2 separate regions of the Homo sapiens genome follow, and region 2 is linked to region 1. A link is an interaction called in ENCODE POLR2A ChIA-PET data of the cell type or tissue named here. Cell type or tissue: PC-3. All regions are shown on one strand. Each heading gives the region's core, and the rest is flanking DNA. Links, peaks and the distances in the headings are about the cores only. Region 1 overlaps TMCO1-AS1 (TMCO1 antisense RNA 1). Region 2 has its middle 88 kb from the start of LMX1A-AS2.

The links. ChIA-PET counts read pairs that join two places held together with the same protein. Peaks named below come from ENCODE experiments on the same cell type or tissue, not always from the same donor. Only the 100,000 strongest peaks of a DNase experiment are listed, where the experiment ranks them.
Region 2: POLR2A ChIA-PET joins it to region 1 with 6 read pairs; 1 of 35 experiments calls an interaction of 5 or more read pairs at or near these places.

What each region holds. Positions count from the first base shown.
Region 1 is chr1:165,771,800-165,776,193 of GRCh38, forward strand. It overlaps TMCO1-AS1 (TMCO1 antisense RNA 1), which reads left to right. Exons shown (of 3, transcript NR_125374.1): 2 at 1,675-2,634; 3 at 2,910-3,650. Among named protein-coding and RNA genes, the nearest start is that of TMCO1-AS1, 5.1 kb to the left of the region's middle. In PC-3, for the core only: no CTCF peak of the experiment used is centred there; a DNase peak (open chromatin) is centred at 1,732; H3K4me3 peaks cover 506 bases; H3K27ac peaks cover 995 bases.
Region 2 is chr1:165,114,333-165,118,726 of GRCh38, forward strand. No RefSeq gene overlaps it. Among named protein-coding and RNA genes, the nearest start is that of LMX1A-AS2, 88 kb to the right of the region's middle. In PC-3, for the core only: no CTCF peak of the experiment used is centred there; a DNase peak (open chromatin) is centred at 2,559.

The sequences.
Region 1 (4,394 bases), core at 225-4,224:
GTAGAATTAGTAATAATAATACTGTTGTTGCTTTGGGGTTGTGTTTTGTTTTCTAGAGACAGGGTCTCACTTTGTTGCCCAGGCTCGGTCTCGAACTCCAGGGCTCAAAGCAGTCCTCCTGCTTCAGCCTCCCAAAGTGTTGGGATTACAGGCATGAGCCACCATGCCCAGCCAATACTGTGCTTCATTTTTATTTATTTATTTAATTTATTTTTGAGATGGAATCTCACTCTGTCGCCCACGCTGGAGTGCAGTGGCACAATTTTAGTTCACTGCAACCTCTGCCTCCCGGGTTCAAGCGATTCTCCTGCCTTAGCCTCCGGAGTACCTGGGTTTACAGGCATGCACCACCATGCCCAGCTAATTTTTGTATTTTTAGTAGAGACAGCGTTTCACCTTTTTGGCCAGGCTGGTCTTGATCTCCTGACCTCAAGTGATCCACCCACCTCGGTCTCCCAAAGTGCTGGGATTACAGGCATGAGCCACCGCGCCCAGCCCAATACTGTTCTTTAAATACACATTTAATACTAAGCTAGGCATTGTAAAAGATTATAAGAGAATTATAAATACCTGCTTACACTCTGACATTTGAAACAATATGAACTTTACGTTTCAATTTTAGCCCCACTGCATGTAAGCTACCTTATTTTAGCAAGTTACTTAATTTATCTGAGCCTCATTGTTTTAAATCTGTAAAGTATAAGTAAAAATATCTACCTTCAGGAATTACCGTGAGGTTTGTATAGGGTTGGGAACAAAGTTCTGGAGTCAGACTACTTGTATTCAAATCCTGGCTTCTCCATTTAACTAGATGTGCAGTTTTAGGCAAATTACTTCACCATACCATGCCTTGGTTTTTCTGGAATGTAAAATGTCATAATAGTATGTAAATTTAAAGGATTTTATTTTTAAAAAAATATGTAAGGAAAGTGTTTAGAAGGTACATGGTCTGTCTGTGGATATACCAGAATCAATCTATTGTGTTCTTTTCCCCAAACTCCAATATTCCCTTGTTCTCTTAATGAGTAGCACCACCATCTAACTGGTTTTCAAGCCAAAAATAAGGGAACTATCTTCAGTAACTCCCTCTTTATCTCGCGTTTACTTTGCAAGTTCCATGGATTTCCCCCTTTTCATATCTTTTTACACATCTTTCAGTCCCCTCTACTACACTTCAATTCAGTTCATCATTATCTCCACTCGTATTACAGCTTTCTAACTGGTCTCCAATTGTATACCCAATTTTGTCCCCTTCAGGCCATTCTTCTCATTTAGGCAGTAGTGATCTTTGTCAAATACAAAGATGACTGGGTGTGGAAGATTGGGAAGAAGAAGGAATTGGGGGGCAGCTCGCAGATTTTTTTCTTAGATACCTGAATGAATTCATATCAGAGAAAACAGGAGAGGAATCCGGTTTTTAGGAGAAGATTTTTTTTTTTTCCTACTGGGCTAGCAGGACTAGATGAAGACCTTCAGAAACCCTGGGCACTGAGAAGATCATAAGGTCTCTTCCCAAATATAATTAAAAATAAAATACTAAGGTGAAATATATTTTAATTATTATTTTTGAACTTATTTTTTCCAAATGTTTTCCCTCGAGTCTGTGCATGTGTGCCCTAAATACATGTTTCATCGGCTAGTTGGATAATCCTGTACTGTTGTGTTTTCTTTTAGAGATGGAATCTCGCTGTGTCACCCAGGCTGGAATGCAGTGACTCGATCATAACTCACTATGACCTCGAACTCCCAGGCTAAAGCAGTCCTCAAGCAATCCTTCCACCTCAGCCTTCTGAGTAGCTGGGAGTAGCTGATTAACTAATGCGTGTCACCACGCCCAGCTAATTTGTGTATGTGTGTGCACAGGTGTAGAGCTAGGGGTCTTGCTATGTTGCTCAGGCTAGTCTTGAACTCCTGGCCTCAAGCAGTCTTGTCTTGACCTCTCAAACCAGTGGGACTGTAGGTGTGAGCCATTGCTCCTGGCTGAGCACTGTTTTTTTTAGGACAGACTGTATTCATTGTTGCAATCTTCAGCTTTTGGAACATCGTCTAGGACAGAGAAGCTGCACAATATGTATTTATCGAATGAGTGAATGATACTTTTGGGAGAGAAGACAGTGGGTTGGAGAAATATCTTGGAAGAATTGGAAATTTTAGGTGGACCTTGAAGAAAGGGTAAAATTCAATTAGGACACAAGCAGTGATCAAAAGCATTGAGTTGGGAACAAAGTGGTAGGATGTGGGAGTTAGTATATAGTAAAAACAACTAAAATATAGAAAGAGATTATGTGTTTAATAGAAATAGGATTGACTAAAGTGAATCCACGTTGTATCTGTAAGAGGTCCATCGTTGAACTTTATTTTTTTTTGTTTTGTTTTTGAGACAGGGTCTCACTCTGTTATCTAGGCTGGAGTGCGGTGGCACAATCTCAGCTCACTGCAGCCTCAGCCTCCCAGGTTCAAGTGATTCTCCTGCTTCAGCCTCCCATATAGGGATTACAGGCCTGCACCACCACACCTGGCTAATTTTTGTATTTTTAGTACAGACGGGATTTCACCATGTTGGCCAGGCTGGTCTCGAACTCCTGACTTCAAGTGATCCACCCGCCTCGGCCTTCCAGAGTGCTGGGATTACAGGCCTGAGCCACTGCACCCAGCCACCTGTATTTATTTTTGAGACAGGGTCTTGTTCTGTCGCCTTGGCTGGAGTGCAGTGGTGCAATCATGGCTCACTGCAGCCTTGACTTCCCAGGCTCAATGAATAGCTGGGACTACAGGTGTGCACCACCATACCCGGCTAATTTTTGTATTTTTTGTAGAGATGGTGTTTCGCCATCTTGCCCAAGCTGGTCTCAAACTCCTGGCCTCAAGTGATCCACCCGTCTAGGCCTCCTACAGTGCTGGGATTACAGGGTTGAGCCACCACACCCAGCCTCATGGTTGAATTTTAGGAGAGCCGTACATCTCCTCCTGATAATACATGCAAAACTTCATGTGTCCATTTTTTTCTGAGTTGAAGTTTCATAGTTTTCATCCAATTCTCAAAGGTGTTTATAAACCAATAAAGGTTAAGAATCATGTTGTGCATTTGAAAGACTAATAGAAAGGCTTAAGCTTAATGCTGTAGCAAATTAGTCTTCAAAAGTTTTCTACCATAGCATTCATTAGGAACAGAAGAGGGGGAATGAGACCCTAAGATTTAGAGATGAAGTCTGAAACTTAGGACTTTATATTTATCTGAACATCATATGTAAATTTTACTATTATGGGACTGGTATTAATGCTTCCTTATAAAAATATATTTAGCCTCATCAGTGATCAGGGAACCATATTTGGGACCAGTCTGTTCAGTTGGCAAAAATTAAAAAGGCCATCATATCAGAAAGGAGAAGGTAAAATGATTTGTTCACAGACAGCATGATCTTTTATGTACAAAACCCTAAAGATTCCACCCAAAAAACCCTGTTAGAACTAAAAAACAAAGTTGCAGGATGCAAAACCACACAAAATTTAGTTGCATTTCGATGTAAAATTTAAAAAGGAAATCTTAAAAATTCCATTTGCAACAGCATCAGAACTAAAATACTTGTGAATAAATTTAACCAAAGAGGCAAGACTTGTACACTGACAACTACAAACATTGCTGAAGCAAATTAAAGAATATAGAAATAAGTGGAATGACGCACTGTGTTCATAGATTGAAACAGTTAATATTAAGATGTTGATACTACTCAAAGTGATCTACAGATTCATTAGGTAATCCCTGTCAAAATCCCAGTGACTTTTTTTCAGAAATAGAAAAATTCATCCTAAAATGTATATGAAAACTCAGAGTACCCCAAATAGCCAAACAATTTTGCAAGAGAACAAAGTTGAAGGTCTCATGCTTCCTGATTTCAAAATTTAACTATAAAGCTACAGTAATCAAAACACTGTAGTCCTAGCATAAAGACAGACATATAGAATAAAGAACCCAGAACTAAACCCTCACATATATGGTCAATTGATTTTTGACAAGGTTGTCAAGACCAGTCAATCAATGGAGAAAGGATATCCAGTTTTCTCCATTTTTACATGTGGATATCCAGTTTTCCCAACACCATGTATTTAAAAGATAAATAACCTAAATGATAAATCTAAATGTCTAAAAAATAAATAATCTAAAAATATCCAGTTTTTTTGGGGTCAGGTGCAGTGGCTTACGCCTGTAATCCCAACACTTCGGGAGGCCGAGGTGGGCAGATCACTTGAGGTCAGGAGTTCGAGACTAGCCTGGCCAACATGGTGAAACCCCATCTCTACTATAAATGCAAAAATTATCTGGGTGTGGTAGCGGGCACCTGTAATCCCAGCTACTTGAGAGCCAGAGGCTCGAGAATCGCTTGAACCCGAGAGGC
Region 2 (4,394 bases), core at 175-4,174, 660 kb before region 1:
GCAAAAAGAGGAGGACTTTGCGATGTAGGCAACTTGCCTAGCCTCACACGTTTGCCTGCAGGTCCTACCCTGTGCTCTAGACTGTTTTATAAATTTATTTTGAAATGAATAAACCAGAGGAGCTGCAGTTTTGTTTTTGACCACACGATGGAGCCTTTGCCTCTTAAATGGGAAACGTTTGCCCATCTTTCATGGAAAGCCAAAAGGTTAGGGAGAGAAGTCGTCGAGCATTCCATGATTTTTGCTGATATCTGAGCAGAGCCAGAGCTCCACGTTGCCCTCCATGAAGGAGCTGAAATTAGTTGTTTTTGCGTTGTTTCAATACCACCAACCACTAGCCTACCAGCTATTCATTTGTGCTGGGTTTTGTTTCCTGGGATATTTTTCCACTCTTTTTTTCAGATGAATTCCTCTATTTTTTTTTCTTATTTAACTTGATTCTGAATTTTAAAGGCTAATTAGGGGAAAAAAGATTTGTCAAAAAAGTCATTTGGAGATTTACTGAGAAACAAGTTGACTGACTGCCCTTTTAAGTTTTTACTAAGACTTCCCGTCTTCTGCTCTCATGAGTGTAAATGTTCTTCAGGACTACTCAGTGAAAGAGACATCATGGTGCTTTCACTGACATACACAAACATGCTGCGTTATACACACACACACACTTGCAGACACACACGCCTGCAGGCACACATGATCATTCACACATGTGCACACAATGCATTCATGTTCATGCCAACACACATGCAACCATACATTCTCACACATGCTCATTGTTACACACACACACTTACGCATATACCCACACTCACGCACCTACTCACACATATAAACTCACATGCATAAAATACTCACATCTGTGCTTACTAACCCACAGTCGATATCACACAAATACACTTATACAAACACTTTCACACAAACACACATTCACACATTCACCCACACGTCTTGTCCTCCACAGTATGCATACATACACTTATAAGCACACACACACATACTTACACATACTCTTTCACACGCGGACACACTCTCAAATTCACCCACAGACTTACAGCATGTATTTACATATAGATCCCAAATAAAAAATAGAAAAATAAAACATTTTTCTGCTTCCCCAGTAGTACCTAGCACAGTGCTGAACATCAAGCAAAAGCAAAGAAACAAAAACAAAGCGTTTGAAATAGCAGGAAGAAAACATTTAACTGACCAGCTCTTTTCTGGGTAAATTTATTTTGAAAAAGCAAACATTGGCCCTTTTATCGCTCACCAAAATTTTGTTGTAAATGTCACAAACTGGAATTTGTGGCATAGCATACATAAAAAAGAAGTATCAAAAGTCAAAATATAATGCACACAAGAATGGTTACTTCTCTAAGAAAAATGTCCAAACAAGGCGTGGTGTGACCAATACTTCAAGATTAGCATAATCATTCCCATTTGACAAGGGAAGACACCAACACCTGGAGAAATTAAATGGCTTTTGTCACTAAACTAAAACCTTCTTAGCAGGGAGAATGTCTAACCCATCCCACTTGGTATCCATAATATCAGCAAAATGAATGCCTGCCTGACCCCTTGTTTTCCTCTTCCTCTTCCTGCTGCTCTTCATCTTCTCCTTCTTCTCCTCCTTCTCATTCTCCTTCTTCTTATTCTTCTCCTTCTCCTTCTCCTCCTCCTCCTCCTTCTCCTTCTCCTTTTTCTTCTTCCTCTTCTTATTCTTCTCCTCCTCCTCCTCCTCCTTCTCCTTCTCCTTCTTCTTCTTCTTCCTCTTCTTATTCTTCTCCTCCTCCTCCTCCTTCTCCTTCTCCTTCTTCTTCTTCTTCCTCTTCTTATTCTTCTCCTCCTCCTCCTCCTTCTCCTTCTTCTTCTTCTTCCTCTTCTTATTCTTCTCCTCCTCCTTCTCCTCCTCCTTCTCCTTCTCCTTCTTCTTCTTCTTCCTCTTCTTATTCTTCTCCTCCTCCTCCTCCTCCTCCTCCTTCTTCTTCTTATAATGTCAGTATGATTATCTGTCAGGGCCGGATGCCAAAAAGCATTCCTCTCACACACACTAAGAGTTCAGGCTTAATCTCATAGGCATAAATCAGCCATAAGTCTTAGTGCTGGAACAAACTTGTAACAACCTAAAACCAAGTGGAAGCATATACCCTGTTCCCAAACTGTGTTTCACATGCCCTCAGGCAGCCTCACTTATATTTAGCTTTTGAGTGACCAGGGCTAGCTTTATCTGGAAGAAAGAAAGAGTTTTTGCCTAAGAATAAACTATACAGTGGTTGACTTTCTTCAGCTATTATTTCGAGCTTGAATAGAATCAGAGTAGACTTGACCCAAGATTTCCACAAAAGCAACAAAAGCAGTTGCTCACAAATAGGAACACTTGTGTGCTTTGTGGCTAAGCTGGGGCTGGCATGCCTCTTCTCCACCTTCACCCCTTACCCTGTACGGTCTGCAGTGCAATTAACTGGTATGAGCCGCTCTCTCCAGCAGGCCATGAGCTCCTTGAAGGTAAGGATCATGCTTTGTTCGTGAATCATTCCACATATGATTCATATGATTCATAGCTGGCTCCACACACTGTGCTAGGGCCTGGAGTGACTGAGATGAGTAACACTGGTAGGGCCCTTGTGCTCACTCCGTAGACAATTCCAGTTCAGTGTCTTGAGTGCTATGATTGGGAACGTTCAGGGTGCAGTGGGGGTCACAGGGAGGCCACCCACAGTGTACTCCAGACGGTTTCTTGGAGGCAGTGAGGTCTAGGTCAAGTCTCAGTCAATCTTGAGAGATGTGTAAGAAGGCATTCTCCTTGGCATTTGGTCAATGACTTCACCCCTTCCCTACACGTCTGGTGAAGCAACAATAGGATGAAGGCGATTTGCAGAGAAGGCAGGAGGAAATATGTAAGCCAAGACTGAGAGCCACCTAGTTCCAGGCTCATTTCCCTTGAGCACCCCATTAGCTCTTCCCAAACGCCCACCCCAGAGAGAGCTCCTTTGCTTGGCTCCCCTCCAATCCCCTCCTCTGTGCCCACCTCGCTGGCTCCACCAACCTGTCCTACATGTAATGACTTAGGACTTTTTAAAGTTTCCTCCTTTTCCATCCTTACTTTTAACCCCAACAGCTTTAGTGAAAACTTGCCAGAAACAACCTGCCAGGCCAGCTGAGAGAGGGAACGGCTGGTGGCCCAGTGCTTCCCCGCCGGCCGTTCTCTCCGCAGGTGCCCGGCCCCTGCCTCCGAGTGCGCCTCGCGGAGCGCAAAGCGCTGTCACGACTCGGTGGCCGAGGTGATTAATTAGCGGCGTGGCCGTGCGGGGGACGCGTGCTGGCCTCCACATCTGCCCCGTGCCAGCAGGGGTCAATATGCGGTGTCACTGCTTTCCCTCTCACTCCCTCCAAAGCCTAATTGGCTGTGACACGCGGGCCAGCTGTTGTGAGAGGTGGAGCGCGGCGGGCGTTTTCCAGGACGGAGGCTGAGGGCAGGTTGACGGGCCTGTGGAGAATGTGTGCTGCTTCCTGCAGGCGACCACGTCTTTGTTCCAAGGCTAGGGCAGGCTGGAGGCTCTGGGCACTAGCATTCTGTTTCTTTCTCCTGGCTTTCCTCCTGGTCACAGCCAGGAGGTTGGGTACGGAGGAAAAAGGAGAAGTTTCAGGGGTCCATAAAGGGGCATCAGGCAGCACTCCTGTCCCCTGAACTACCAGAAATCTCTCCCTCTCCCCAAATGAAATCATTGTGCCACTATCAATACTGTGGAATAAATTAGATCTCATTTCTTTCTGCTTAGGAAAATATGGGCTGGGGTTGGGAAGAGAAGAGAGTGAATGGGGTAATTTTGGAAGCTTGGGCACGGGGAGAGTAAGATGCCAGGGCTGAGAGGGGATCTGCACCTCCAAGAATTGGCTTGAGCATAGGAGGGAGATAGAACAGTGCTAGGAGCAGATACAGGCCTGGTATTGGCAAAATCGCAAAGGGTTTTTTCCCAATATGATTAGAGAGGGAATACCCTTTTTAAAAAATAGTCTTGCAAAGATGTTTTAGAATATCTCCCTACTCATAACAGAAGTGTCCTGAAAACCACCCTGATGATAATATTCTAACAGAATGAGCCATGCATCTCCCTGGATTGAGGAGAAAGCAAAGGGGAAGGGTCCTAACATTTATTGAGCCCCCACAGCATGCCAGGAAGGGTCCTAAGCACTGCTCTAATCTTTGGAGAGGCTGAGATAGGCTCCTTGGTCTCTCCAGATCCCGCCACTCAGGATTGACCTAGGTGGCCAGTTTGAATGATTGGTTCATTTGTTTAATTCAGTCCACAACTTTTATGGAACCTAACTCTGGGGCAGACACTGTGATGGGCACCAAGATGAGGAGCTGGAGGAGTCTACAGGTAAGGCTAGGGAGCAAA